Linked DNA regions of Homo sapiens: region 1 is linked to region 2. A link is a loop called in an ENCODE intact Hi-C map of the cell type or tissue named here. Cell type or tissue: endothelial cell of umbilical vein. All regions are shown on one strand. Each heading gives the region's core, and the rest is flanking DNA. Links, peaks and the distances in the headings are about the cores only.

Evidence for each region. Hi-C counts contacts between places; a loop is a spot of excess contacts. Peaks named below come from ENCODE experiments on the same cell type or tissue, not always from the same donor. Only the 100,000 strongest peaks of a DNase experiment are listed, where the experiment ranks them.
Region 1: a loop joins it to region 2, with 3 times the contacts of the local background. A loop is called at or near these places in 4 of 110 quality-filtered maps.

Annotation. Positions count from the first base shown.
Region 1 is chr3:141,638,089-141,653,501 of GRCh38, reverse strand. No RefSeq gene overlaps it. Among named protein-coding and RNA genes, the nearest start is that of RNF7, 93 kb to the left of the region's middle. In endothelial cell of umbilical vein, for the core only: a CTCF peak has its summit at 8,466 (motif pointing right); a DNase peak (open chromatin) is centred at 6,521.
Region 2 is chr3:141,296,800-141,312,212 of GRCh38, reverse strand. LOC124909441 (a long non-coding RNA gene) reads right to left here and starts at 8,380. Exons shown (of 4, transcript XR_007096119.1): 1 at 8,285-8,380; 2 at 3,806-6,457; 3 at 457-576. It also overlaps the pseudogene PHF5AP7. RefSeq lists an enhancer at 384-573. In endothelial cell of umbilical vein, for the core only: CTCF peaks have their summits at 6,572 and 8,633 (motif pointing left); a DNase peak (open chromatin) is centred at 8,642; H3K27me3 peaks cover 623 bases.

The DNA of each region.
Region 1 (15,413 bases), core at 4,714-12,713, 340 kb before region 2:
GGCTCAGTGAGGACTGGCCTTGCAAACCATTTGCAGGTGTTTCTGAGAAGTGATATGATCAGAAAAAAAAAACTCAAATAAACTTCTTAACTAAAGGACAGGAATGTTTTCCAGTAAAAAACTCAATGGAGAAAGACATTTGAAAACAAATCTCAAATAGTTTTTCAGCAAGGTGAATGGGGTAATGATACAAAACTAAGCCTTAAATGTGGGCTATATCAGAGCTTCTTAACCCCAGTGCTACATTAGAACCATCTGGGAGTTTGAAAGTAATGTCCATGCCTGAGACCCTGCCCCAGACCAGTTACATCATTATCCTTGGGGTGGGGCAACAGTGTTTGTTCTCAGGTGGCTCTAACATGCAGCCTTGGAAAGGCACAGGGGTGTGGAAGAGTGCTGAGACCAGGAATCAGGAATCAGTCCTCTCCACTGTCAAGCAAGGTACTCCGCCACTCTCATTGTTCTCATTTGCAATATCAGTGTTTCTGACATTTTAATGTGCACACAAGTTACATGGGGATCTTGTCAACGTGAGAGTCTGGTATAGTAGGTGAAGAGTGGGGCCTGAGACCTGCATTTCTAAGAAGCTCGTGGATCCTGCTAATGCTGCTGGTCTGTGGGCTATAATTGGAATAGCAAGGTCCTAGGTCCGTGGTTCTCAAAATGTAGTCCCAAGACCAGCAGCCTCAGCATCACCTGGTGTCAGGTTCCGGCCCAAGCTGAGGTCCAAGGGGAGTCGGTTGATGAGGGGAGGGCAGCTGAAAGAACATGCGAGAGACCACAGGCAGGTGGGACATGGCTTTGTTCAGCAGCTCTTTCACACTGTCAGTGCTGCATTTATGCACCTCACAGACAACAGTGGCTCAGAGTCATGTGATGAGCCCTCCCATGTTATGGCTACATAGCTGTGGTGGTTTAATACACAGGATTGTGTGCCTGTGCTCCAATCCTGCTGTGTCATGCTATGCCGGATGTGTACCTCGGCCTATACTTGACTGCAGTGCGGCCATTGTCCTTCCACCTGGGAAACTGTTAGAAATGCAAAATTTTGGACTGTTACTCTGATACTCTGAGTATGACAAGATCTAGCCATCTGTTATAACAAAGCTTCTAGGTGATTCTGAAGCATGCTTAAGTCTGACGACCTCTGCCCTGTAAATTCCAAAATCTCTTCTGGTTCTGAGATTCTCTGGTACCTGGTCTTTCTGATTGCTACAGAAACCACTGCTCTTCCTCAGTACCCCAATTGAAAATCCATCAACACCAGACATGATCCTGGGGGCCACTAGTGCATGCCTTCCCAGCACTGTCCCGGATTTTGTTCCCTGAGGAGCCATTCCTTCTGGGAATTTGGACCTATCACCATTTCCCTAGTATGATGGTTAATTTTATGTGCCAATCTGGCCAGACCATGGTGCCCAGATATTTGGTCAAACATGATTCCAGATGTTTCTGTGTGGATGTTTTTTTGGGTGAGATTGACATTTAAATCAGTGGATTCTGAGTAAAGCAGATTGCCCTCTGTCATGTGGGAGGACTTCCTCCCAACAGTTAAAGCCCTTACTAGAACAAAGACTGACCTCCCAGCTGAAAGAAGGAATTCTGCCTGCAGACTGCCTTTGGATTCAAATTCCCACTCTTCTCTGAGTCTCCAGCCTGCCCCATCAGATTTTGAACTTGGCCAAGCCTCCACAATCATGTGAGCCAATTCCTTATGATAAACCTATCTATACACACATTCTGTTGGCTCAGTCTCTAGAGCACCGTAACTGTTTTGGAGGTCCTTTCTGCTCCTCTCCAAATCCAGCATGCCTGCTTTAAAAATGTTATCTCCCCATCTTTTCTGTTCTCATGGCCAAGTTCTCTGTGTCAAGTATTTGCAAGGAAATAATATCCAGAAACCTAATAAATCTGTCACCTTAAAAGATCACAGAGCAGAAGTAGCATACCAGAAGAGCCAGGCGGAATAAAATTTGTTGCCTTTTCTTCAGGTAAGATCTTATTGTACTTTGCTATCTGCTGCAAAATATCAAGCACCTCTTTTAGTAGTTGTTGGTAAATAGGGCAAAAATATGAGGTCAAAGTCTTATTGCTGAAGTTGACAACTTCTTCTTATTCAAATTAATTAACTCAAATTAACTTAAATCTTATTCAAATAAATTTGAGTATTCAATTTTATATTTGGTAATAGGACGGAACTTTTTTCTTCCCTTCATCCTCCCCAGTTCCCAGCAATTTTGCTTTCCTGCTGCATACTGAAGTTGAGTTAACAGATATGGCCTTGGTAATGCAACTCAGCACCCCCTCCCTTTTTCAGTATAATAACATAGTTTAAGCTCAACACACACAGTAAACTAAGAGGGGGCCATTTTTTACAACATGAAGGCCTACTTGCCTTGTAGATGCCTCATCTCCAGGACTACAGTCCTCCTCCCACACCATCAAGAGGAAAATGGAATGATTGTCCACATAGATGAGAAGCTGCAAAGAGGACCCTGGGGAAGAAGGTGAGAAAGGGCCAAGGAACTGGAGGGCTCTTAGGTGTGGAGCCCCAAGGGCTTCCCTATGAAGACCACGTCCCTGGAGAATCTGGGTCGGATGAGTTCAAGACAGAGGGGAGCCACTCCCAAACCACTGTGGACTCTGGGCTGGAAGACTGGATGTCTCCATGAGGTAAAGGAGTGTTTGGACTTTGGGTGCCTTGACTTTGTGCTTGTGATAAAGGTCTAGGCTATACTTTTTTTGTTTTTTTTTTTTTTTTTTTTGAGATGGAGTCTTGTTCTGTAGCCCAGGCTGGAGTGCAGTGGCGTGATCTCGACTCACTGCAAACCCCGCCTCCTGGGTCCTTGTTCAAGCAGTTCTCCTGCCTCAGCCTCCTGAGTAGCTGGGATTACAGGAATGCGCCACCATGCCCAGCTTATTTTTGTATTTTCAGTAGAGATGGGGTTTCACCATGTTGGCCACGCTGGTCTTGAACTCCTGACCTAGTGATCCACCTGCCTCGGCCTCCCAAAGTGCTAGGATTACAGGTGTGAGCCATTGCACCCAGCCTGGTCTAGGCTATACTTTCTTAAAGAAACACCAACATTGCATTAAGAAAACCAAAGTGTTTTATCTCTTCCCCCATCTTGTGAGGTGAATGTGGGCTATGGACCATGAAGAAAGCTTGCAGGCATGCAATTCATTGAATTTGGAAGTCCAGTTGCATGGTTCCATAATTGTCCTCGCTCCAGTGGTCTTCCTAGGTTCCCTTTCCTGGGTACAGAAGAGGAGCAAAGACTTTTTTATTCTTGTGGAATCCAAGAATAGAATTTCATTGTAGATTTGCAATCACCACCTTTGTACACTGAAGTTCTCATGTTGCGAGTGTCCTTGTGGCAGCCGTGCAAAGCGCTGCAGATTCAGAAATCTGAGTGCACAAGAACATTTGCTAAGCCTGAGAAGAAAGGTATGTTCCCTGTGGGCTTTGTGTGGGATGGCAGAGACAAATAGCTCCTGCTTTTGCTGACTCAAAATTCAGCTTAGAATCCAGACAAAAATTACTGAATTAAAAAGTTAGTTTTAGACATTTTATTTAACTCCCACAGCTTTCTTTCTCACAAGCCTAAGACACCACAATGGAGAAGATGACATTCTCATTATTGAACTCTCTTTGTGTCATTCAGTCCTCACTATTCTACATAATTCTTTATGGTATTGTTAATGCATGAAATTGTTTTATTTTTAAAACATAGTCATTTCCACAAATAGTTAAGTGTTATATGCTGAAAATGGGTATATTCTCAAATACAATATATAATTTCTTGAGGTAGAGTAGCAGCTCGTTAAGTAAATTTAAGTTTGAACAGATTCATTAATTAGTCTTGTGGTTGCAAGCATCAGAAAGTATTTCCTATTATATGAGTTCACATATTTGCAACTAGTGAACTTTCTGTTACTTTTCAGATTCTGTAGTTGTTAATGCTTTGTATTCCCCCAGATAGTTTAATTTTTCCTTGGGGAACTTAATGAGCTGCCTTCCCAGCCAAAATATCTATGAAGGTGAGTAATGCTTCCATTCAATTTTATATCCAGTTGGAGAAGAAGTCTAGCTAACAGGCATATGGGCATACGGATTTGCTTTTTTTTTTTTTGTTTTTTTTTTGTTTGTTTATTTATTTGAGATGGAGTCTCGCTCTGTCACCAGGCTGGAGTGCAGTGGCGAGATCTCAGCTCACTGCAACCTCCATCTTCCGGGTTCACGCCATTCTCCTGCCTCAGCCTCGCAAGTACTGGGACTACAGGCACGCACCACCACGCCCAGCTAATTTTTTTGTATTTTTAGTAGAGACAGGGTTTCACCATGTTGGCCAGGATAGTCTCGAACTCTTGACCTCATGATCAGCCCACCTCGGCCTCCTAAAGTGCTGAGATTACAGGTGTGAGCCACCGCGCCCAGCCCTGGTTTGTTTTGAAGTCTGAGAGTATGGATGATTTAGATCAAACCAATGGTTTGACCCAATGTTTTAAATTTGATTTGATTATCCAAGGTGCCACAGGTCTGTAGCTCTATTGCTCTTATAGCAGGGGCTTCATCCCAGCCCCTGTTGGGACCATTGCTAAATTTCAGATCTGTTGGGCACATCTGAAGAATTGACAGCATGGGCTATCTGAAGTTGACTGGATGTGGAAGACCAGGGAGGTTTCCTAAAGGAAAAAGGAGCTAGCCTTATCCGTGGAAGGGGGAGGTGTACATGTACTAATAAGCATGCCTCTGTGGTTGGTTTGATGTGGGAGAGCAGACAGTGGGGAGCAAGGGAGTGTGGTACCCTAGCCAAGCTCCCAGCCTCCCTGCAGGCCCTGGGTAGTTCAAGACCTCACATGGCCTGGTGGCAGTCTTCGGGAGGAAAGGGTGGCTCAGCGGCGCTAACAGCGATGACCAATTAGAGCTGTGTCTGGGCCCAGCAGATGACAGGGGAGGAGAAGGAAAGCAGAGCAACACTTCAGCTGCCTGGGCTAGCTGGGGGATCTGTGTGAAACACCCGAAAACATCTCCCAGGAACTTCCAGGGATCTGAGGTCCAAAAATAGCAAGTAAAGACAAGAACTAGTGAGAGGTAGGCCATATATTATTTTTAAAGTATTTTTGCTATTATTAACATATGCCTTATTTTCATATAAAAATTAAGTGATGCCATAGGAAAGGGAACCCCCGCTACTCACAGTCAGATCTCTGTTTACTGAGGCAAATTATCAACCTGTCAGGTCAAAGTTCAATTTGGACAGACTGGTGTTGAAACAAATTACATTCTGTAGCAGTTCGTGTTCTGCAGTTGCAAGCAACAGAAAATATTTCCAATTAACTAGGGCAAAAAAAAAAAAAAGAGGATGTATTGGCAGAATCCTTGTGATAAGTAATTTTAGTGTCAACGTGGCTAGGCCATGGTACCCAGTTTTTGATCAAACACTGGTCCAGATGTTGCTGGGAAGGCATTTTTTAGATGTAATTAGCATTTAAATAAATTGATTTTGAGTAAAGCAGATCACTCTCCATGGTGTGGGTGATCGCTAATCTAGTCAGTTGAAGACCTTAGGAGAAAAGACGGAGAAGTCCCTCGAGGAAGAAGGAATTCTGCCTCTGGACTGCCTGTGGACTTGAACTGCAACCTCAGCTCTTCCCTGGGTCTCCAGCTGGCAGGCCTGCCCTGCAGATTTCAGACTTGCCAGCTGCTACGATTGCACGAGCCAATTCTTCAAAATCTCTCTCTCTCTCTCTCTCTCTGTTTCTGTCTCTCTCTCAAGACACACCCACCCCCATCCTAGTGGTTCTGTTTCTCTGGAGAACCCTGACTAATACACTGCTAAGGGACAGCTGAACAACTAGGCCTTGGGAAAGGCAGAAAACAGGTCACCCCTGGGGACCTGGGCATGTACCATTGCACTATACTATGTGCCATTAGATGACTCCACAGCACCATGATCTGTGTCTGTGTCTATTCAAGATCCAACTTCTTGAAAGAGGAAGAATTGGCTGGGTCTTTCTATTGCAAGGTGTGGGGTGCTATTGCCAGATAAGAGGTGGAGAGGAAACAGGTCAGAGGAAAAACAATAAACATTCCCTAGAATGAGGTTCCTTGAGGTAGATATGTTCGCTATCAAAGTACACCTTGAAACAGAACCTCTCAAATGCTGTCTTTGACTGACATGGGTCCTCAGCGCAGCCATATGTAAAAGACAGCGCCGTTCAGTGCCAAGCTCCTGTGTTCTGTGTAGAATGGCCAACACAAATTGTTTTTCGTGGTCAACTTTTATGAAAAACTCTCATGGAGGGGAGTTAGATTCATATGAGAAATTCACCCAGAATCAAATATAAAAATAAGTTATATAGTCCAATTTAGAGCAAAAAATAGAGGTTGTAGAATTGGATATGATAATGTGCAAGTTACTTCCTGTTTATTCTTGGCTTCATTCCTGCCCTGGTACACTCTGAACTACTGGGGTTGAGAGGTTGCAAACTACATTTCCCAGGCCCCTTTGCCAACTGGATATCCGTGGGCTCCTCCAATCAAAGGACAGGCAGGAGACCAGAGGGTAGGGAGAAGGGAGGAGAGTCTTACACTGGCCTTCATTCCCTGGCAGTTGTTGGCAGGTCCTCGCAGTTGCTGTTGAGGCAGCAGAAGTAGGGTCATTCCGAGGCCCTAGAAGCCCAGATAGAAGCAGAACATTTTCAGTGGTTTTATCTCTTCATCTCTTTGATGGATTTAGAACTAATTGCAATGGTGGCTCCAAAATTGTGGCAGCAGATGTAGGGTCTCAGAGCCCCACTCAGGGTGATATTAGCAGCTTCTGGTCTTTGGTTATCACTGTTTCTTTTTTTGTTTTGTTTTGTTTCTCCAGCATTCTTTCTTCAACCTTTTGCTCTTCTAGCCCTTCTAACAATTTTGTTGAAAATTCCCCAAATTAGGCCAGGCGCGATGGCTCACGCCTGTAATCCCAGTACTTTGGGAAGCAGAGGCGGGTGGATCACCTGAGGTCAGGAGTTCAAGACCAGCCTGGCCAACATGGTGAAACCCCATCTCTATTAAAAATGCAAAAATTAGCCAGGCATGATGGCACATGCCTGTAGTCCCAGCTACTTGGGAGGCTGAGGCAGGAGAATCACTTGAACCCAGGAGGTGGAGGTTGCACTGAGCTGAGATTGAGCCACTGCATTCCAGGCTGGGTGACAGAGGAAGACTCTATCTCAAAAAAAAAAAAAAAAAAAAAAAAAGAAAAGAAATTCCCAAATTAAATTTTCTCTGTTTGAAATAACTGGAGTGTTTTCTGTCTTTCTGACTGAACTCTGACTGATACAAAAGGCACAAGTGTTGCTTCTGAGTTTCAATGTAAGGAAACTTAATTCCCATATTTAATTTTGGCTCTGTTTAAAATTTGAGCAGACAGTTTACAGTAGTTAGGTCATCTTGGCCTCCTCAATTTTCCTGTTTGGGTTTTTTTTGTTTTTGTTTTTGTTTTTTTGTTTTTTTTTTTCAGACGGAGTTTTGCTTTTGTTGCCCAGGCTGGAGTGCAGAGGCATGATCTTGGCTCACTGCAAACTCTGCTTCCCGGGTTCAAGCAATTCTCCTGACTCAGCCTCTCGAGTAGCTGGGATTACAGGCACTTACCACCAAGCCCAGCTAATTTTTTGTAGTTTTAGTAGAGATAGGGTTTCACCATGTTGGCCAGGCTGGTCTCGAAATCCTGACCTCAGGTGATCTGCCCACCTCAGCTTCCCCAAGTGCTGGGATTACAGGCGTGAGCACCAAGTCCATCCTCTTTTTTGGGTTTTATCAAGAAAGATCTTGGCCGGGTGTGGTGGCTCACACCTATACTCCCAGCACTTGGGGAGGCCCAGTTGGGCATATCATTTGAGCTCAGGAGTTTCAGACCAGCCTGGGCAACATAGTGAGACCTCATCTCTACAAAAAAAATACACAAATTAGCTGGGTGTGGTGGTGCACGCCTGCAGTCGCAACTACTCGAGAGGCTGAGGCAGGAGGATGGCTTGAGCCTGGAGGGGGTCAAGGTTGCAGTGAGCTGAGATTGTGCCAGTGCACTCCAGCCTGGATAACAGAGTGAGACCTTGTCTCAAAAAAAAAAAAAAAAAAAAAAAAGGGAGAGAGAAAGAAAGATCCTCAGGGGCTAAGGAGCATCTTTAAGATCATGTCTGGGTGGAACACAGTGCAGAGGCACACAATCTGGCTGAGAAGACACAAGACTTTGGGGCCTTCCAGAGGGCCACTCCTCCCTGGGGCCGGCCCTTGTCTGTGATCCCAGGTCACCTCCTGCCGGCTCAGGCCAGCTTTACACCCTTGCCCTCACATTTCTGGCCTCACCTGGAAGAGCTCTTGATCCTTCCCATGTGAGTTCACTGTTGACCCTTACCCGTCACTGTCACTGCTTCTGGAAGCCTTATACTGACCACACCTCTTCCTGCAGTGCCTGGGCGGGCCGCCAGGAGGCTCTCTTATGCCAAGTCCAATCACACTGTGCTCCACCAACTCCAGTTGAGCAAACACTAATTTTGAAATAGCAGATTCTGCCTACCAAATTAGCAGTGATTTTTAAAGAATGATAGTCTGTAATACTCAGTGACTCAATATTGAAGAGACTGTGGTGAGAAGGTAGTCTCCTATATGCTGATGGGGGTATAAATGGAGGCTTTTCTCGAGTGAGATTTGCCTGTATAGATGAGGTCTACAAGTTCCACAGGTGGGAACCTACTCTAGGAAATAAATTAAATTTAGGTGTAAGAGCTCAAATGCTTTCAGTTGCCAGTGATAGAAAACTCAGCCAGGCGCGGTGGCTCACACTTGTAATACCAGCCCTTTGGGAAGCTGAGGCGGGCAGATCGCCTGAGGTCAGGAGTTCGAGACTAACCTGACCAGTATGATGAAACCCCGTGTCTACTAAAAATACAAAAATAGCCAGGCGTGGTGGCACGCACCTATAATCTCAGCTACTGGGGAGGCTGAGACAGAAGAATCACTTGAACCCCGGAGGCAGAGGTTGCAGTGAGCCAAGGTTGCGCCATTGCACTCCAGCCTGGGCAACAAGAGCGAAACTCTGTCAAAAAGAAACAAACAAACAAAAAAACTCAGCTAATGTGACTGCAGCATTCAGACATTTCTTGCTCATATAAGTTAGGTAGTAAGGAATCCTGGAAGTGGTTTTGTGTCCCCATGGTATAACAAAGAACCTGGGATCTTTCTTTTCCCACTCTGCCATCCAGAGTTGGGGGGACGTGTTGTCTCCCCTCATGGTAGCACTCGCGGCATCCTATTCTCATTTGACAATGGACAAATACAAAAGAAGAGAGTGGGGCAAAACAGACCTTCTCCAAAAATGCCTTTCTGAGAAGCTTGTAAACACTTCCCTTCACCTTCTGGGTGTGTATCATTAACAAAGAGGAGTGAGATCTCCATGATGGGCTCAGGCCATTCAAGGCCCAGCAGGAACATGGCTGCCTGAATACCAGTGGGGTAGCATTCCAAAGGAAGGAGGGTAAATTTCTTTTGGGTAAGCTGCCAATGGTGTCTGCCACAGGGAACCAACATTTTCATACGAAGATATTTGATATAGTGTTATTCATAAATGTAAAGAAATAGAAACTATGTGGTTAAGAAATTATGGTACATTTAAGGCTGAGGTGGCAGGATCATTTGAACCCAGGAGTTTGAGTCCAGCCTGGGCAACATGGTGAAACCCTGTCTCTAGAAAAAAAAGTAAGAAAGAAAAAAGAAATTATAGTCCATTTATTTAGATAGGGAAACTACTAAAACTAAAAGGGATAGAATCTGGCTTCCAACCAGGTTGGTCAGACTCCAAACCCACATTCTTAGTTGCTACTACCTCTTTGGATTTAACAAAATCATTAACCACCATAGAAGAAAAAGCAACAGAAAGCCTTCCAAAATGTAGATTACTTAATAAAAAGCAGTCAATGCACCACAATACCCTCATTCTCCAATAACTAGGGTAGTTGAGGGATTTCTGACATTCTTATCCCAGTTGTCACTTTTGAGAGGTTAGCAGACTCCTCTGAGATTCTTTGCCTGATTCCTGCTGAGAGACCAAAACAGCTAAAAGTTAAAGCCAGTTTAAGTTTCCATGGATTCTGACTGCTTTACTGGGTCAATTGTAATAATATTATTAAAACACCTAAACCCCTCAGCCAAACCCAGGGTATATGAAGAAGGCTTATCAAACAAAAACAATGTTTGGAGAATCTGGATAATAGTAAGATGACTTTCTAACAATAGTGGAAGATACTTTTTTAAATTAAAGGGATTTTTTTTTTTTGAGATAGAGTCTTGCGTTGTCACCCAGGCTGGAGTGCAGTGGCACAATCTCCGTTCACTGCAACCTCCACCTCCCAGGTTCAAGCAATACTCCCACCTCAGCCTCCCGAGTAGTTGGGATTACAGGTGCTCACCACCACACTCATCTAATTTTTGTATTTTTAGTTGGCCATGTTGGCCAGGCTTCTCTTGAACTCCTGACCCTCAAATGTTCTGCCCACCTTGGCCTCTCAAAGTGCTGGGATTACAGGTGTGAGCCACCGCACCAGGCCTAAAATTAAATGGATTCCGGTTGCAGGTCTTTGGCTCAGGCTGTTTTCCCTGATGTTTCTGCAGGTCAGTTACTTATGGACTGATGTTTCTGCAGGTCAATTACTTATGTGGTTGTGCAGATGGCCAACCACAGTGGCCGGTTACTTTTCTCAGGGCACCTGCCTTCTAGAAATGTATCCTCTCTCCTCTCCCTTTTCCTCTTTCTGTCAGAGAATAGCAGGGGTTGTGGAGGAAAGCTGAATTCTAAATTAGTCATTTCGATAATTAATAAGGCTAGCTAGAGGTTTGATGAGAAAAAAATTGCTGCTTTTTTTTGTAAGTGTAATGTGGTTAGATATAAAGTATCCAAAATTTAGACAGATCTCAAAATCCAAAATTTTATTTTTCCCTCAAAGCCATGCTTAAGTTTACTCAGAATAACCACAGCATTTTTCTGAGGCTCTGCAAATACCTTCTCGAGCTTCCTCTATTTGCTTGGTAAGGACGGTGTGCAATCACACATCCTGCAGACTGACTGGCTGGGTCACTCCATCACCTTGACCATAGATGACTCTGCTGATCATGGTTACATGACTGTTTCATGCCCATACCACAATCTCATTTATTTCAGAAATTCAATTTTCAGTTTATATGTGTTCATACTGGCAAAATGGCTTGAAAAACACAAAAGACCCAACCATTTTGCCTTCAGCCTAACAGCAGAAATAAAAACATGGCATGGATATATCTGTGAGAGCAAGGCATTGAAGTTCTTGCAATCCCTCACGATGCTGTCTTATGCCGGCCTCCTCTCTCTTATGCTTTGTAAATCTAGTGCTGCTGATGTCGAATGACCCAGAAAACTCCTATTCATTATTTAAGACCCAACTCAAAGTTTCCCCTCTTTCATAGGGTCTTTCTAATTTTCTCAGGCAGAATTAGCATGTCTCTCCTCTTGGGTCCCATGGCATCTTATACCCACCTACATTATATTGGAATGATTTGGTTTTCTGTTTTCTTGACAATATTTCAAGCCCTTCCAGAATCAAAATAGTATCTTTATTTTATCTTATTTTTAGTAACAATTTTAAAATGATGGAATATTTCTCCTGTAATCCCAGCACTTTGGGAGGCTGAGGCGGGTGGATCACTTGAGCCCAGGAATTCGAGACCAGCCTAGTCAAGATGGTGAAACCCCATCTCTACTAAAAATACAAAAATTAGCCAGGCGTGGTGGTGCATGCCTATAATTCCAGCTACTCGGGAGGCTGAAGCACAAGAATTACTTGAACCCAGGAGGCAGAAGTTGCAGTGAGCTGAGATTGCATCACTACACTCCAGCCTGGGTGACAGAGCCAGGCTCTCTCTCAAATAAATAAATAAATGCATGATAGAATATTTCATATATACATAATAGAACACACATATATGTGTACAATAGAATATTATATTAAACACATATAAGGTATACAAAATAAAAATAGAAACATCTATGTAACCAATGTTGCCTATGTACTGAGACTGGGAGGCCCTCCTGGGTGCCCCTCTCTCTCTATACCACCCCTCCTATGGTAACCCCTATCCTGAATTTGGTGTTTATTATTCCCTTCTTTTTCTTTTTCTTTGGTTTTTTTGAGTTGGAGTCTGGCTCTGTCACCCAGGCTGGAGTGCAATGGCATGATCTTGGCTCACTGCAACCTCCACCTCCCAGGTTCAAGCGACTCTCCTGCCTCAGCCTCCTGAGTAGCTGGGATTACAGGTGCGTGCCACCACTCCCGGCTAATTTTTTTGTATTTTTAGTACAGGGTTTGCCATGTTGGCCCAGCTGGTCTGGAACTCCTGACCTGAGGTAATCCACCCACCTCAGCCTCCCAAATTGCCTACTGGGATTACAGGCGTGATCCACCATGCCCAGCCTATTCCCTTCTTTTTCTTTATAGAGTTACACCATATGTACACATCTTGTGTAAACGAGTTCCTGTTGCTCCCCAGTTGTTAGATTTTACAATTTTGCCACTCTAGTGAGTGGAAAACATTTTATTGTCATTTTAATTTGCATTGTAATGCACCCTGTAGTTTCCATATCTACAATTACTAATGAATCTAAACATCATTAAATGTGTTTAATTGGTCATTTGGGTTTCCTTTCTTAGTGAAAATATGTTTCTGTCTTTATTTCATTTTGCTATAGGGTTGTTTTCTTTTTCTTATTGATTTGTAGCAATTCTTTATATATTTTGGATACTACTCCTTCGTCAGTTGTATGTGTCATGAATATTTTCGCCTAGCCTGTGGCTTGTCTTTTCATTTTCTTTTTTTGAGATGGCATCTTACTCCAGCCCAGGCTGGAGTGCAATGGTGCAATCTCGGCCCACTGCCACCTCTGCCTCCTGGGTTCAAGCGATTCTCCTGCCTCAGCCTCCCTAGCAGCTGAGATTAGAAGCACATGCTATCATGCCCGGCTAATTTTTGTATTTTTGTAGAGACGGGGTTTCACCATGTTGGCCAGGCTGGTCTCAAACTCCTGATCTCAAGTAATCTGCCCACCTTGGCCTCCCAATGTGCTAGGATTACAGGTGCGAGCCACCACACCTGGTCTGTCTTTTCATTTTCTTTATGTCTTCTTTAGATGAACTCGACTTCCTAATTTTTGTGTCAATCATTTCCTTTTTTCATATGACATTTTTGTGACTTATTTATTTATTTTATTTTTTTTGAGACAGAGTCTTGCTCTGTTGCCCAGGCTGGAGTGCAGTGGTGTGATCTCAGCTCACTGCAACCTTTGCCTCCCAGGTTCAAGGAATTCTCCTGCCTCAGCCTCCTGAGTAGTGGGGATTACAGGCACCTGCCACCATGCCCAGATAATTTTTGTATTTTTAGTAGAGACGGGGTTTCACCATGTTGGCCAGGCTGGTCTCAAACTTCTGACCTCAAGTGATCCACCCACCTCAGCCTCCCAAAGTGTTGGGATGACAGGCGTGAGCCACCACACCTGGCCTTTTGTGACTTATTTTTTTAAAAATCCTTTTCTGTGTGGTCTTAAAGACATTCTTCTATATTTTCTTTTAAAAGTATTGAAGTTTTTACCATTCACATTTACCTGTTTATTTAACAACAAAAAAAGCAACTAATGGATAATTTGGATAATAGTAATGCGGACATTAGGACACTCAATTGATTCCAGCAGCATTCATTGAAAAGTCTGTTCTTTATTTGCTCATCTGTGGTTCACCTACTTTTGTGTCCCTCACAGATGTGGGGCTCTGTTTATGGGCTTTCAATTCTGTCCATTGGTATAGTTTTCTGTTTTTGAACCAATACCACACTGTTTAAATTATTATAGCTTTAAAGCAAGCCCTTTTTCCTGACAGGGTAGTTTCTCCCCACATTCAGGATAATTTTGGCTATTCTCGGCCCTTTCCTTCTTCACTTGCATTTTAAGATCAGCTGTTCAAATTCTGCAAATACCTCTGTTAGAATTTCGGTGGGCATTGCATTGAATCAAAAAGTCAGCTTTTTTTTTATTATTATTATTTTTAATACAGAGTCTCGCTCCATTGCCCAGGCTGGAGTGCAGTGGTGTGATCTCGGCTCACTGCAACCTCCGCCTCCCGGCTTCAAGCGATTCTACTGCCTCAGCCTCCCACGTAGCTGGGATTACCAGTGTGCACCACCATGCCTGGCTAATTTTTGTATTTTTGGTAGAGATGGGGTTTCACCATGTTGACCAGGCTGGTCTTGAACTCCCGGGCTCAAGTGATCCGCCCCCCCCCCCCCACCCCCCCACTCAGCCTCCCAAAGTGCTGGGATTACAGTCGTGAGCCACTGTGCCTGACACACTTTTGTAATTTCAAGTCATCCTATCAACAAACATTTATGTAGGTCTGATCTGTCTGTGACAGAAAACTGTCCAGTGGTTCACCAAGCCTAATCCCCTTTCTTTTAGCTCACAGCTGGGCTGTGTTTCCCAGCTTCCCTAAAAGTGAGTTGTGGCCAAGGTAAGTTTTGGGCAATGGGATGAGGGCAGAGCAAGGGACAGGTAACCCCTCCAGGCCTGGCCCTCCTTTGTGATCTGCCTTGCTCTGTTTCTTCCCTCAACTGTAGGTGGATGCAGGGGATCAAGAAGAGGATTCTGAGACCCTAAGGAATGACAGAGCCGCAAGATGAAAGAACCTGGGTTCCCCCGTCATGGTGTGGAAGTCTTCCCACTGAACACCCACATGCGACTGTTGGAAGAGAAAGAAAAACACTTCTGGCAGGGTGTGGTGGCTCATGCCTGTAATCCCAGCACTTTGGGAGGCCCAGGCAGGCAAATCACTTCAGGTCAGAAGTTTGAGACCAGCCTGGCCAACATGGTGAAACCCTGTCTCTACTAAAAATACAAAAATTAGCCATGTGTGGTGGCAGGCGCCTGTAATCCCAGCTATTTGGGAGGGTGAGGAAGGAGAATCGCTTGAACCCGGGAAGCGGAGGTTGCAGTGAGCCGAGATCACGCCACTGCACTCCAGCTTGAATAACAGAACGAGACTCCATTTCAAAACAAAAAAGTAAAAGAAAAACACTTCTACTGTGCTACACCACTAAGAGTTTGAAGTTTGCTAGAATAGTTAGTTTACATTAAGAAATGCAGTATCTTTCCATTATATTCCAAAATTTTTTTCATAAATGCCTTATGCATCTTTCGTTAGATTCTTCCTAGGTACATTAACTGTTTTGTTAATGTTGAATACGATATTTTGTAAAAGAAAAAATTTTTTTTACTGTTGCCAGTATACAGAAACATAATCAATGTTTGTATATAATCTTATGTCCATCGATCTTGATCAAATCTCTGATTAATTCT
Region 2 (15,413 bases), core at 3,734-11,733:
GACTACGGAGTGAGCGAGTGAGCGGGTAGTGTTAGGGGAATTGCCTCCTTGGGAACTCCATGTAGCTCCTGGCTTTTATGACTGGAATAGCATCAGTAAAAGTCTCACCTGGCGGAAAGACACAAACGTGGTGGACCTGGTTCTGTCTGACCCTCCTTGCTCGACTCAACGACAGAGAATGAGCTGGGAATAAGGGCAATGCACAGCCAACAGCGGAAGGGCTGTGGCCAGGCCCCTTCCTTCCTAAGTCCGGGTTTCTCTGGCTCACGAACGACCCCTGGAGGTAGACACCCGGCGACACCGCCCACCGGTCTATCCCTTCAGAAACCCTGTTCCCTGCCCGGTTGGCCCGCCTTCCGCTTTCGAAAGCAGAGGCAGTTCCGGGGTGGGAACCGCGCGGAGCTTTCTGGGAAATGTAGTCCTTGTCAAGAGGCTTCTGGGAGTCGTAGTCCCTACCTGTTCTTCCGGCGCACGGCCTTTCCGTTTTCCTGTTGCGGGTTCTATCGCTCTGCGGCGTGGGAAAGAGGCGTGCGCGTCCTTGCGTGGTCCTGCTTCGACCTGTGGTCTCTCTGGCTTCTGGTCGGGTGGGGAAGGTTTATGGGGTGGAACGTGAGAGACAGGCTTGGGCACTTTTGCGTCTGGCAGTTAGGCAGCAGGTGGTAGTTTCCATGATGGGGACGCAGGGGCAGCGCCAAAGGGCCCCAGAGAACGAGGCATCCAAGGGGGAAGGGGTGTGGGATACGAGCCGACTGAGGGGAGACGCGCCCAAAGCCGGGGACCTCACTACCCCAGAGTCGACCTTGAAAGAGCCCTCGAGTCAGACTGAGGAGATGGGCAGTATCCTCCGACAATGGAAAGCCGTTGTTCGCTTCAGGGGAGACGCGCTGTGACCCAAAAGTCATTTTACCGTCATCACTATTGCTGCAGTTCATTCAGAAGGGTTTTGGGGGAGGCCATTGAAGGCTGAGCAGCAGCCCAGGGAGAGTTGATGGGGGCTGATGGTGGGAGTGGCAGCATGGATTCAGTGGATGATGAGGGATCAGGGAGTGGGGCGAGTTGAGGATTCCCAGTTTTCTGGTGTGGGCTGTAGGCCTGTCTGCAGATACTCTCACCTAGTGGAATTCTTTTCCGTAACCTGTCTTAACTTAATGAGAGGCTTGATGGGTAAATGGTTAAAGATGCACGTGCACATCCCTTCACCAAACCATTCAGATGCTCACACTAAACCCAAAGGCCACTCGTTCACTTATGCACACAGCTCAGTTATACCTACCCTTGTGAACACACCGGTATGTAGTACACACAGCCACATAACAATTCATGATCACATACTCCTGGCATCAAACAAAGGGTAAATATATCCATCTCAGTTTAAACGGCCTCTGCTATCTTGGGCGAAGTGTGACCTCCACACAAGAAGGACCCAGGTTGACTTCCTCAGTCCTCTCTGGAAACTTCAAACAGCTCAGCCTTTATCCTTTCTCTTGGCTACATCCACCTCCTCTAAGGTCCTCTGACTCTTCCTAGTCATCTTCTGCCACTCTGGCTTGATGGGAGGGAGATAGAAATGGGCTTGAATTCAGACAAGGGCTTTGCTTATCTGAAATGTGTTTGCTGAGGTTCTTATTCCCAGAGCAGTAGCTCTGAACATAATATTTCGTGTGTGCTGAATTCTGTTGAGAATCCAAAGAAAGTTGTGAACCCTCTTCCTGGATAAACACACATCTTTACATCCACACTGTTTTGAAAGCAAAATTGAAACCCATATGTCGGGCCCTGGTTAAGAACCTCACCAGAAGATCAGAACATCAGTTTCCTGATTGCCCTCTGTCTTAGCTCATTCAGGCTGCTCTAACAAAATACCTTAGACTAGGTAATTTATAAGTAACAGAAATATATTGTTTACAGTTTTGGAGGCAAGGAAGTCCAAGATCAAGGACTGGACTGGTGAAGGCTTACTCTCTGCTTCAAAGATGATGCTTGGGGCTGGGCGCGGTGGCTCACGCCTGTAATCCCAGCACTTTGGGAGGCCAAGGCAGACGGATCACGAGGTCAGGAGATCGAGACCATCCTGGCTAGCACGGTGAAACCCTGTCTCTACTAAAAATAAAAAAAAAAATTGGCCGGGCATGGTGGCAGGTGCCTGTGGTCCCAGCTACTTGGGAGGCTGAGGCAGAAGAATGGCATGAACCCGGGAGGCAGAGCTTATAGTGAGCCGAGATCAAGCCACTGCACTCCAGCCTGGGCGACAGAGCGAGACTGTCTCAAAAAAAAAAAAAAAGATGGTGCCTTGTAGCTGTGTCCTCACATGGTGGAAGGGCCAAAGGGCCAAGTTAGCTCCCTTCAATTCCAACTCCTTTTATAAGGCCACTAAGCCCATTCCTGAGGCAGAGCCTTCATGAATTAATCACTTCCCCAAAGGTCCCATCTCTTAATACTATCACATTGGGTATTAGGTTCCAATATATGAATTTGGGGAGATCACCAATATTCTGACCATAACACCCTTTCTGCAGTCTTCAAGTGGCTCAAGAGGGGGAGAAGAATAGGGTCTCAATCCCCATAGGAGTTGGAGTGTGAGGAAGGGGCAGCCTCTTCTCCCATCCATCTGTAACCCTTAGTTATGGAGCCAGACATCAGTTATTGTTGGTCCTCCACTGGGCAGTCAGTCATTCAGCTGGTTAAAGAGTCAGTTATGTAGTCAGTTTAAGCTTGTCAGATGTTTAGTTACCTACAGTTAGTACATCAGTAAGAAATCCAGTAGGTGGCCAGGTGTGGTGGCTCATGCCTGTAATCCCAGCACTTTGGGAGGCCGAGGCGGGCAGATCACGAGGTCAGGAGATTGAGACAAGCCTGGCTAACACAGTGAAACCCCGTCTCTACTAAAAATACTATATGTATATATATATATATATATATATATATGGTGGCGGGCGCCTGTAGTCCCAGCTACTTAGGAGGCCGAGGCAGGAGAATGGCATGAACCCGGGGGGCAGAGCTTGCAGTGAGCGGAGATCACGCCACTGCACTCCAGCCTGGGCAACAGTGCGAGACTCCGCCTCAAAAACAAAAAACCAAAAAGCAACAAAAAAAGAAATCCATTAGGTCAATCAAGTGATTTGTGTGTTTAGATATTTAATCAGCCAACCAGCCAGTCAATTACTCAGGATTAACTTTTCAGATAGACAGTGGTCCATCAGGATCCATCAGTCAGAAAGTCAATTTAATGGTCAGTCTGTCAATCAGAGTGCTAGTTGTTTAAAATGCTAAACACCTGGCTCATCAGTGGGACAAAAGGGCAGCTGGGGTGAGGCCATCTGGACACAGAGCGTGTCTCTACTTGCTACAGCTGGAAAATAATGTACACAGGTGGGGAGAAGATTTGACTCCTCCTGGGCCGCCAGAGGGAGCTTTGGTTTGCTGGGAAAGAGGCCTCACGTGGTGTGGTTGACAGGGAAAGAGGAAAAGCGGCAAAACGTGGGCCAGGCGGAGTTGCCACCAGAAGGTGGTGTGGCCTTCCTTCACGTCTCCACCCTGCATACTCCATCGGCTTAACTTTAGGCTTGAAGGAGCCCACTTCTGGCCGGCTTTTGAGGAAAGGCCCCTGGAAGGACTTCCCATCCTAGGGCGTACCTAATTGAGGCATGCTTGGCTCTGAGCTGGGAGGAAGCCAGCCGGCTACCCACCAGGAGAAGGACTTGCCCTCCCTGGTTGTCAGGGGCATGCCAGCCAAAGCACCGGGCAATGGGGGAAGAGAGGGAAACTGGGGTGGGGATGCTGGGGTATGGGGAAATCAATACCATACCTGTCTGCCCAGGAGCAAGGCAGGGAGCAGCTTCCTAAAGCTGAGGCACTGAGGGCAGGATCTCTGGTTTGTGGGAGTCTACACCATATCCAGGGCTACTTCTCATTCAGCTTCTCCAGGGGCCACACTTTGAGCCTCCATACTCCCATTCTTTTGCTGAACTCTGTGGTCAGCAGCTTCCTCTCAAATGAACAGCAAGTCCAACTAAAGCAGGAAGGATGGAAGTTAGACATAGATAATGAAGAAACAAGGGGAAAGGATGAACCCTCTTGGGGAATAGTGGAGATGTTTATATAAGGTTCCAAATGCAGTGTTGGGCACAAAGGCAGGATTCAGTAAATTTGAGTCCCCCCAAGGGAGGTGCATGTGGCCAATGCGTTGTAGCTCCTACTTATGCATAAAGCATGATTTGATGCCTCCAGATGGGCTTCTTGGCTTTAAAAAGAGGGCAATGCAGCGTGAGCAGGAGCTACGGCTGAACATTATCTGGGTTTGATCTTTTGCTGCAAGCAGGCTGATGTTGCCATCGGAAGATTGTGTGAAAACTGACGGCAAGTGTGTGATTTGTGACCGCTGTGTCTGTCCCTTCACCCTGGTATGCTTATATGATGAGTGTAACTATGGCTTTTACCAGGGACACTGTGAGATCTGTGGAGGCCATGGGAGTCTCTGATGCCTATTATTGTAAGGAGTGCACCAGCCAGGAGAAGAATAGAGATGGCTGCCCAAAGATTGTCAGCTTAGGGAGCTCTGAGACAGGCCTCTTCCATGAACGTCAAAAATGTGGCATCAGAAAGAGGTGATTGGTGGGTGGCCCCTTCCTTCCCTGCATCGAGCTGCAGCAGCTGCCAGAAATGACGCCTACAACTATCAACAGAAAGGGAGCGGAGCCCCGGGCATCGCCGAAGTGCCTGCCGGTGTACTGGGACCCTGCCACCTCTCCCTCCCCTTTCGTACAAATGTGTGATAGGGATGGAAAAGGATTCTTTACAGAACACCCTGGCAGACTGAATCACAGAAGAATCGATAGATTAGTTACTGTTTTTTCTTGAATTTGAAAAGCAAGGTTCTGTCCTGCATATGGATATGTCCTCCCTACCCGGAGAGCTTCTAAAAACAAGTCACGGTTCAGTCTTCTGCTTGAGGAGCTGACTGTGAAGCTGCATGCAGTAAAAGACGTGTCCTTGAGGAGACTTCAGTGTGTGGCAGGAAGCTATCAGAACAAGAAATGAGGACCTTTCATCTTTCACATTAAAAAAAAATGTGGGCAGGGCTGTCATTCTGGTTTCAACTGGTTTTGGTGTCTCAGAGCAATGGAGAGAGTCATTTGTGAGAAATAATGACTCCTGCCAGGTGGAGATGGTCCATGTGTCTGGAGCTTCACATACACTCTGCGGGAGTCATCATCCCTGGTTTAGGGATTGTAGGAGCCTGGGTACCTTGCTTGAGGCTCCACACCTGCGAAGTGGTAGAGAACTGGATTTGAGCTTGGTCTATATGGTTCCAAAGCTCTTTTTCTAGGTGATCACACTGGAGACCACAGATAGGGAAGGGGAGAAGAGTGGAGGACTGAGAAATCACTGGCTTCTGAAGTGCTCTGGAAGCGACTGTCCTCTCGGAGATCCTGTCAATCTCACACCCCACACCATGATCCAAGACGCTTTTTCTGTCTTCCAGACATGCAGAAAATCCATCAACAACTGCAGTCCATGTACTCAGGGAGGCCCTTAGGGAGCCTGGATTTTATCTGGAAGGCTGTGGAGGGCCAAGGAAGCGTTTTTAATTTGATTTACGCTGTCATGAATGTAAAATCTATACATGCCGGAGAGAACTATTTAGTATGTATTGGTAAGCCATCACACATGCTTTCTGTAGACCCCTGTGAGGAATGTTTAATATAATGATATAATGACTATGAGTAAGGGCTTGAGTCAGACTAGTTTGCCTCCCAGTTCTGCCACTTCGTGGCTGAGAGGCCTTGGCAAGTGACCTCTCCTCTCAGTTTCTTTCCCTGTCTTAAAAATGGGGATGATAGGCTGGGCGGGGTGGCTCATGTCTATAATCCCAGCACTGTGGGAGGCCAAGCTAGACAGATTGCTTGAGCCCAGGAGTTTGAGACCATCCTGAGCAACACAGCAAGACCCCATCTCCAAAAAAATATATGAAAATTAGCTGAGTGTGGTAGCTCGTGCCTGCAATCCCAGCTGCTCGGGAGGCTGAGGTGGGAGGATTGCTTGAGCCCAGGAGCTTGAGGCTGCAGGGAGCTATTACTGCCATTGTACTCCTGCCTGGATGACAAGGGTGAGAGCTTGTCTCCAAAAAAAAAAAAAAAAAAAAAAAGAAAAGGGGATGATAATCTTTAAGTCACAGGTTACTGTGAGATGAAACAAGGTTCTGCGTAAAAAGCACACTGCATGTCTTGGGCGTTGAAATGCTCAACAAGTGCTGGCCCATCCTGCACATAAAGTGCATCTCGTGCTCCATTTCCAACCCTCTTAGTCTTTTTCCAGTTACTGATTTCTCTTTTTTGCCTTAAATAACAGACATTTATTTCTCACAGGTCTGGAGGCTGAGAAGTCCAAGGTCAGGGAGACAGCATTTTCAGTTGCTAGTGAGGCCTCTCTTCCTGGCTTGCAGATAGCCACCTTCTTACTGTGTCCACACATGGGGGTGGGGAGGGAGGGAGAGAGAGAGAGAGAGAGATTGATTCTCTTGCCTCCTGCCCTAGTGTTTCTCTGATGCCATGGTGTACAAGGCACCCTCCTGCTGGGCAGTCATGCACATGCAAGTCAGCAGAGCAGGGAAGGCAGCTGTGGCTGGTAGCCAATGGATAAATGTTTCCCACAAGTGAACAGTTCTGAGATGTATTTCCCAAGCCTTCTTAGGAGGTCCTGTGGGATAGAGCACCCAGTTGCCCCTGTGCATCCTTACACTGGCTTTCCCTCCTTCCCCTTCTGTCCCCTCTTTCACTCCTGCTCCTTTGGTACCACATCCCCTAACCAACTTAACAAACTACTACATTTAAGCTTTTTTTTTTTTTTTTTTCTCAGACTCTGCTTCAAGGGAGACCAGGCTAAGACAATCTATTATAACAAGATTCCGTTTTCTTGGAAAAGCTACATTAGGAAAAAATGGGAAAAGAAACAAAAGGAGCTAGAAATATAAATATCCATAACAGAGATGCAAGAAGGGGATCATCCCCTTGAGCAGAGTAGACTCTTGACTGTAGCCCAAGTGTCAAGTTTACTTATTCACTTGTGTGGACGTAACAGAGTAGGGGGCGCAGGGAGAGGTACCAAGCTAGAGGGACCTGGAAGAGTTTATAGTCTAGCATAATTCACTTTCCAGTCCTGAGTTGGCCACTTACTATTGACTGTGTGATCTTATGTACACGTCTACCTCTGAGCCTCAGAGCTCAGAGCCTTTCCTTACGTGTGAAATGGGGATAATAAATGCCTACTTCAAGTGCTCACTCATACTGTGAGATACACAGACTACATTAGTTGAATGTTCAGCCTAGTGTCCAGCCCATGGTATCTGTTCAACAAATGGTAAGTCACAGCCCTCTGTAATTAGCTTTGGATTGTCTGAAATCAAATTTTTCCTACTGCTTCCTATGTGCATACTTAGCTTCTGCAATAAAATGGTAAGCCTCTCAAAGGCAGTGATAGAAGATCTATTGGTCATCAATAGATACTTATCCCTTTTCTAGAAATGAGTCCAGCTTTCCTGCCCATGCTAGCAGAGACCTTAGCCTCTAGGATTTGCTTGCTTTCCATTCAGGTCAGTTCCCAGGAGGCAGAGTCTGAGACAGACGTGTGTGCAGGGGGTTGCTGGGGAGTGCTCTCAACACTGTGAAGGATGCTGGATGAGGCAGAAGTTGGGCTATGTTGTAGTCACAAGGCCTTGGCTTGACCCCAAAGGCGCTCTGAAGCTGAGATGGCCCCTCAGGGTTGTCCCTGGGCCTTCCGATCCCTATTCTGACCAATCATTGGATGTGGCTGCCCTGGGAAGGAGCATGTCCTTCAGCAGATGGCTCTCTGCTCCAGAGCAGTGCCCTGAAAGCACCGACAGCCAAGCACCACCAGCAACTGGGGGAAGAAGTCCTGAAGTGGGGGATCAGGGTGGCGCAGCATCCACACCTTCAGTGTAATGGTGGCTTTGGAGAGTGTGGTAGTCACTGCGAGTTCTCTACCCAGTACCCACTTTCCCTTTTTTCTCGAGTGAAAGGAGGCTGAGCTTGTTTGGGACAGCAGTGTGCCCAATAAAGATCCTCACTTCCCTCGACTCGTTTACAGCAGAGGTAGCCAAGGGGCCCCACTCTGGCCAGTGAGAGGCGAACAGGAGTCTGGGTTCCTGATGACATAATGGCGCCACTGGCGAAAGTGAAAGGCTTTATTGCTTAGGCCACTGTCATCAGGTTTCGGTAGCACGGAACCAAAGGCAGTCCTAAATGGTTCAGGAGGCATTATCACATACCCTGCTTAAGAGCATGGTCCTGCGTGTGATATGGGCACAGCGGGAATCCCAGCTCTGCTGCACACTAGCAGCCGTGTGGAGCCTCAGACGAACTACTCCTCGTGGTTCCCTTTTCTGTAAAAGTGGGAATGACAGTAGTATTCTCACTACCATTTCAACATATAACACCAGGGTAACCAACTTGTTCCAGTTTGCCTGGGACTTTCCTGTTTTTTAAGCACTGAAAGCCCCACATCCTGGGAAACTACTCAGTGCCAGGCAAACCTGCACAGCTGCTCAACCTATTAAAACACCCTCAAACTACCCTGCTTCCTTTACAGATGGAAGACTGGAAAAATTGTGTTGATGCTGCCCCCTAGTGGTTGAATGTAATGTAACTGCTGCAAAGATACATTTTACATTATAAGTTTTCTTGAGAATAGCAAGCCACAGATGGTTAGAGGCAGAGTTGGAATATTCCCCTAACCATTTAGATTTAAATGTAGAACTGCTTTAACCCTATTATATTATTCATCGATATTTGCCAGCAAATATACTATCTGGTAGGACTATTGTGAAGATTAATGAAATGGTGTAAATTTTCCCATGGTATCTCATATAGTGGTTGTTTTTTTTTTTTTTTTTTTTTTTTTTTTAATGACAGGGTCTTACTCTGTCATCCAGGTGGAGTGCAGTGGCACAATCACGGCTCAATGCAGCCTCAACCCCCGTGGGCTTAAGCAATCCTCCCACCTCAGGCTCCCAAGGACCTGGGACCACAGGCATGTGCCACCACTCCCAGCTAATTTTTTTACTTTTAATTTTTTGTAGAGATAGGGTCTCCCTATGTTGCCCAGGCTCATCTCAAATTCTTGGGCTTAATGTGCTGGGATGACAGGCATGAGCCACCATGCCCAGCTATAAGTGCTCTTCAGTTCACTGGTATCATGTGAACTTGAGTTAGACTCAGCTGTGACTCTTCCTTTGAAAAAGTGACTTCAACCCCTGCCGGGCTCCCCCCGCCTGTTTTCCTCATTCACATTAGGGAACTAGGACTTTCCTCAGAATGTTGTGAAGATTCATGAAGAAACACTTGTGGAAACCACGTAGTTGGCACTACATGGCCAACTTTACTGCTGACAATGTTGTCTGGAAGGCAGGCCTCAGGCCATCCCTCTGCTGAGGGGCTCTGTAGCTCTCAGGAGCTGAGCTGGCCCTCAGGGATGCCTTCTCCTCATCAAGGCCAGTCTCCGCTGGCAGTCGGGCTTCAAGAAGTCCTGCCCAGATGCTCTGATGTATTCAGCCGCTTCCTCTTCAGCAGAAGCTATTACTCATCTGAGCTGGCTCCTGGGCAGGCACAAATACAGGGGGACAATCCAAACATTCAGTTCAGTGGCCTTGGGCAATGGGAGTTAACTGGTGTTTAGGCCAGAGCTTTGTGCTGGCTGCTCTTAAAGCCACAACTGCAACATAAACCCCAGCTATTTTCTGCTACTCGTGGTTGTGTTTAAACACAAGGTGGCACACCCACCCTTGTCTGGACTGCTAAATCTGTTCAGAAGGCTTCCCTGAGATTCAGAGAAACAGAAGCATGTATCTCTGCCTCTCTCTAGACAGTCTTTAAGACTTCTGGAAAAAGGAATCACCTAAATCTTCCAGAAAGTCTAATTCTGCTATGGCTATGAAAACCCTCAAATAGGCTTAATAGCAATATTAGATTAAGATCCTCAATTTCATTTAAAGTGAAGTTAGAGAAAGAATACTTACATCAGGCTGGGCATGGTGGCTCACACCTGTAATCCCAGCACTATGGAAGGCTGAGGCGGGTGGATCACCTGAGGTTGGGAGTTCAAGACCAGGCTGACCAACATGGAGAAACCCCGTCTCTACTAAAAATACAAAATTAGCCGGGCGTGGTGGTGGCACATGCCTGTAATCCCAGCTACTCAGGAGGCTGAGGCAGGAGAAACGCTTGAAACTGGGAGGCAGAGGGTGCAGTGAGCTGAGATTGTGCCATTCTACTCCAGCCTGGGCAAGAGCAAAACTCCGTCTCAAAAAAAACCCCAAAAAAACCTCACATCAATAAATACCTGCACCACAATGAAGGAGCCTCCGCTTTGTTCTGTGTAAAGCCTTGTAGTCCTGTTTTAGTACCTTGGCTTTAAGTTGCCATTTCATGGATTTTTAATGAGATTTTTAAAATATGTCTAATCTATACCATGAAATATTACTCAATGGCTATAAAGAGCCATCTACATTTATATACATCTCAATCAGTCAATCAATCACCTATCATCTTAACATGGAAATATCTTTACGACATACTGATAAGGGTGGCAAGTTAATGAGAAATACTTCTCAAGATGGCCAAATAGGAACAGCTCCAGTCTATAGCTTTCAGCATGAGCACGCAGAAGACGGGTGATTTCTCCATCTCCAACTGAGGTACCGGGTTCAGCTCACTGGGGCTTGTCGGACAGTGGGTGCAGGATAGTGAGTGGATGCAGTGCACCGAGAGTGAGCCGAAGCAGGGCGAGGCATCACCTCACCCGGGAAGCGCGAGGGGTCAGGGAATTCCCTTTCCTAGCCAAGCGAAGCTGTGACAGATGGCACCTGGAAAATTGGGTCACTCCCACCCTAATACTGCACTTTTCCAATGGTCTTAGCAAACGACACACCAGGAGATTATATCCTGCACCTGGCTTGGAGGGTCCCATGCCCACAGAGCCCCGCTCATTGCTAGTACAGCAGTCTGAGAAGCTTAAACTGCGTGGAGCCCACCGCAGCTCAAGGAGGCCTGCCTGCCTCTGTAGACTCCACCTCTGGGGGCAGGGCATAGCTGAACAAAAGGCAGCAGAAACCTCTGCAGACTTAAATGTCCCTGCTTTGAAGAGAGCAGTGGTTCTCCCAGCATGGAGTCTGAGATCTGAGAACGGACAGACTGCCTCCTCAAGTGGGTCCCTGACCCACGAGTAGCCTAACTGGGAGGCACCCCCCAGTAGGGGCAGACTGACACCTCACATGGCTGGGTACCCTTCTGAGACGAAACTTCCAAAGGAACGATTAGGCAGTGACATTTGCTGTTCAGCAACATTCACTGTTCTGCAGCCTCCGCTGCTGATACCCAAGCAAACAGGGTCTGGAGTGGACCTCCAGCAAACTCCAACAGACCTGCAGCTGAGAGTCCTGACTGTTAGAAGGAAAACTAACAAACAGAAAAGACATCCACACCAAAACCCCATCTGTACATCACCATCATCAAAGACCAAAGGTAGATAAAACCACAAAGATGGGGAAAAAAACAGAGCAGAAAAACTGAAAGTTCTAAAAATCAGAGCGCCTCTCCCCCTCTAAAGGAACGCAGCTCCTCGCCAGCAACAGAACAAAGCTGGGTGGAAAATGACTTTGACGAGTAGAGAGAAGAAGGCTTCAGACGATCAAACTCCTCCGAGCTCAAGGAGGAAGATTGAACCCATTGCAAAGAAGCAAAAAACCTTGAAAAAAGATTAGACGAATGGCTAACTAGAATAACCAGTGTAGAGAAGTCCTTAAATGACCTGATGGAGCTGAAAACCATGGCACGAGAACTATGTGATGAACGCACAAGCTTCAGTAGCCGATTCGATCAATGGGAAGAAAGGGTATCAGTGATTGAAGATCAAATGAATGAAATGAAGCCAGAAGAGAAGTTTAGAGAAAAAAGAGTAAAAAGAAACAAACAAACCCTCCAAGAAATATGGGACTATGTGAAAAGACCAAATCTACATCTGATTGGTGTACCTGAAAGTGACGGGGAGAATGGAACCAAGTTGGAAAACACTCTGCAGGATATTATCCAGGAGAACTTCCCCAACCTAGCAAGGCAGGCCAACATTCGAATTCAGGAAATACACAGAACACCACAAAGATACTCCTCGAGAAGAGCAACTCCAAGACACATAACTGTCAGATTCACCAAAGTTGAAATGAAGGAAAAAATGTTAAGGGCAGCCAGAGAGAAAGGTCGGGTTACCCACAAAGGGAAGCCCATCAGACTAACAGCTGATCTCTCAGCAGAAACCCTACAAGCCAGAAGAGAGTGGGGGCCAATATTCAACATTCTTAAAGAAAAGAATTTTCAATCCAGAATTTCATATCCAGCCAAACTAAGCTTCATAAGTGAAGGAGAAATAAAATCCTTTACAGACAAGCAAATGCTGAGAGATTTTGTCACCACCAGGCCTGCCCTAAAAGAGCTGCTGAAGGAAGCACTAAACATGGAAAGGAACAACTGGTACCAGCCACTGCAAAAACATGCCAAATTGTAAAAGACCATTGATGCATTGATGCTAGGAAGAAACTGCATCAACTAACAAGCAAAATAACCAGCTAACATCATACTGACAGGATCAAATTCATACATAACAATATTAACCTTAAATGTAAATGGGCTAAATGCTCCAATTAAAAGACAGAGACTGGCAAATTTGATAAAGAGTCAAGACCCATCAGTGTGCTGTATTCAGGAGACCCATCTCATGTAGAGACACACATAGGCTCAAAATAAAGGGATGGAGGAAGATCTACCAAGTAAATGGAAAACAAAAAAAGGCAGGGGTTGCAATCCTAGACTCTGATAAAACAGACTTTAAACCAACAAAGATCAAAAGAGACAAAGAAGGCCATTACATAATGGTAAAAGGATCAATTCAACAAGAAGAGCTAACTATCCTAAATATATATGCACCAATACAGGAGCACCCAGATTCATAAAGCAAGTCCTTAGAGACCTACAGAGAGACTTAGACTCCCACACAATAATAATGGGAGATTGTAACACCCCACTGTCAACATTAGACAGATCAACGAGACAGAAAGTTAACAAGGATATCCAGGAATTGAACTCAGCTCTGCACCAAGCGGACCTAATAGACATCTACAGAACTCTCCATCCCAAATCAACAGAATATACCTTCTTAGCACCACATCACACTTATTCCAAAATTGACCACATAGTTGGAAGTAAAGCACTCCTCAGCAAATGTAAAAGAACAGAAATTATAACAAACTGTCTCTCAGACCACAGTGCAATCTAGGACTCAGGATTAAGAAACTCACTCAAAACTGCTCAACTACATGGAATCCGAACAACTTGCTCCTGAATGACTACTGAGTACATAACGAAATGAAGGCAGAAATAAAGATGTTCTTTGAAACCAATGAGAACAAAGACACAACATACCATAATCTCTGGGACACATTTAAAGCAGTGTGTAGAGGGAAATTTATAACACTAAATGCCCACAAGAGAAAGCAGGAAAGATCTAAAATTGACACCCTAACATCACAATTAAAAGAACTAGAGAAGCAAGAGCAAACACATTCAAAAGCTAGCAAAAGGCAAGAAATAACTAAGATCAGAGCAGAACTGAAGGAGATAGACACACAAAAAACCCTTCAAAAAAATCAATGAATCCAGGAGGTGGTTTTTTGAAAAGATCAACAAAATTGATAGTCCACTAGCAAGACTAATAAAGAAGAAAAGAGAGAAGAATCAAATAGATGCAATAAAAAATGATGAAGGGGATATCACCACCAATCCCACAGAAATACAAATTACCATCAGAGAATACTACAAACACCTCTACGCAAATAAACTAGAAAATCTAGAAGAAATGGACAAATTCCTGGACACATACACCCTCCCAAGACTAAACCAGGAAGAAGTTGAATCTCTGAATAGACCAATAACAGGCTCTGAAATTGAGGTAATAATTAATAGCATACCAACCAAAAAAAGTCCAGGACCAGATGGATTCACAGCTGAATTCTACCGGAGGTACAAGGAGGAGCTGGTACCATTCCTTCTGAAACTATTCCAATCAATAGAAAAAGAGGGAATCCTCCCTAACTCATTTTATGAGGCCAGCATCATCCTGATACCAAAGCCTGACAGAGACACCACAAAAAAAGAGAATTTTAGACCAACATCCCTGATGAACACTGATGCAAAAATCCTCAATAAAATACTGGCAAACCGAATCCAGCAGCACATCAAAAAGCTTATCCACCATGATCAAGTGGACTTCATTCCTGGGATGCAAGGTTGGTTCAACATACGCAAATCAATAAACATAATCCAGCATATAAACAGAACCAAAGACAAAAACCACATGATTATCTCATTAGATGCAGAAAAGGCCTCTGACAAAATTCAACAGCCCTTCATGCTAAAAACTCTCAATAAATTAGGTATTGATGGGATTTATCTCAAAATAAAAGAGCTATTTATGACAAACCCACAGCCAATATCATACTGAATGGGCAAAAACTGGAAGCATTCCCTTTGAAAACCGGCACAAGACAGGATGCCCTCTCTCACCACTCCTATTCAACATAGTGTTGGAAGTTCTGGCCAGGGCAATCTGGCAGGAGAAAGAAACAAAGGGTATTCAATTAGGAAAAGAGGAAGTCAAATTGTCCCTGTTTGCAGGTGACATGATTGTATATCTAGAAAACCCCATTGTCTCAGCCCAAAATCTCCTTTAAGCTGATAAGCAACTTCAGCAAAGTCTCAGGATACAAAATCAATGTGAAAAAATCACAAGCATTCTTATACACCAATAACAAACAAACAGAGAGCCAAATCATGAGTGAACTCCCATTCACAATTGCTTCAAAGGGAATAAAATACCTAGGAATCCAACTTACAAGGGATGTGAAGGACCTCTTCAAGGAGAACTACAAACCACTGCTCAACGAAATAAAAGAGGACACAAACAAATGGAAGAACATTCCATGCTCATGGATAGGAAGAATCAATATTGTGAAAATGGCCATACTGTCCGAAGTAATTTACAGATTCAATACCATCCCCATCAAGCTACCAATGACTTTCTTCACAGAATTGGAAAAAACTACTTTAAAGTTCATACGGAACCAAAAAAGAGCCCTCATTGCCAAGTCAATCCTAAGCCAAAAGAACAAAGCTGGAGGCATCACGCTACCTGACTTCAAACTATACTACAAGGCTACAGTAACCGAAACAGCATGGTACTGGTACCAAAACAGAGATATAGACCAATGGAACAGAACAGAGCCCTCAGAAATAATACCACACATCTACAACCATCTGATCTTTGGCAAACCTGACAAAAACAAGAACTAGGGA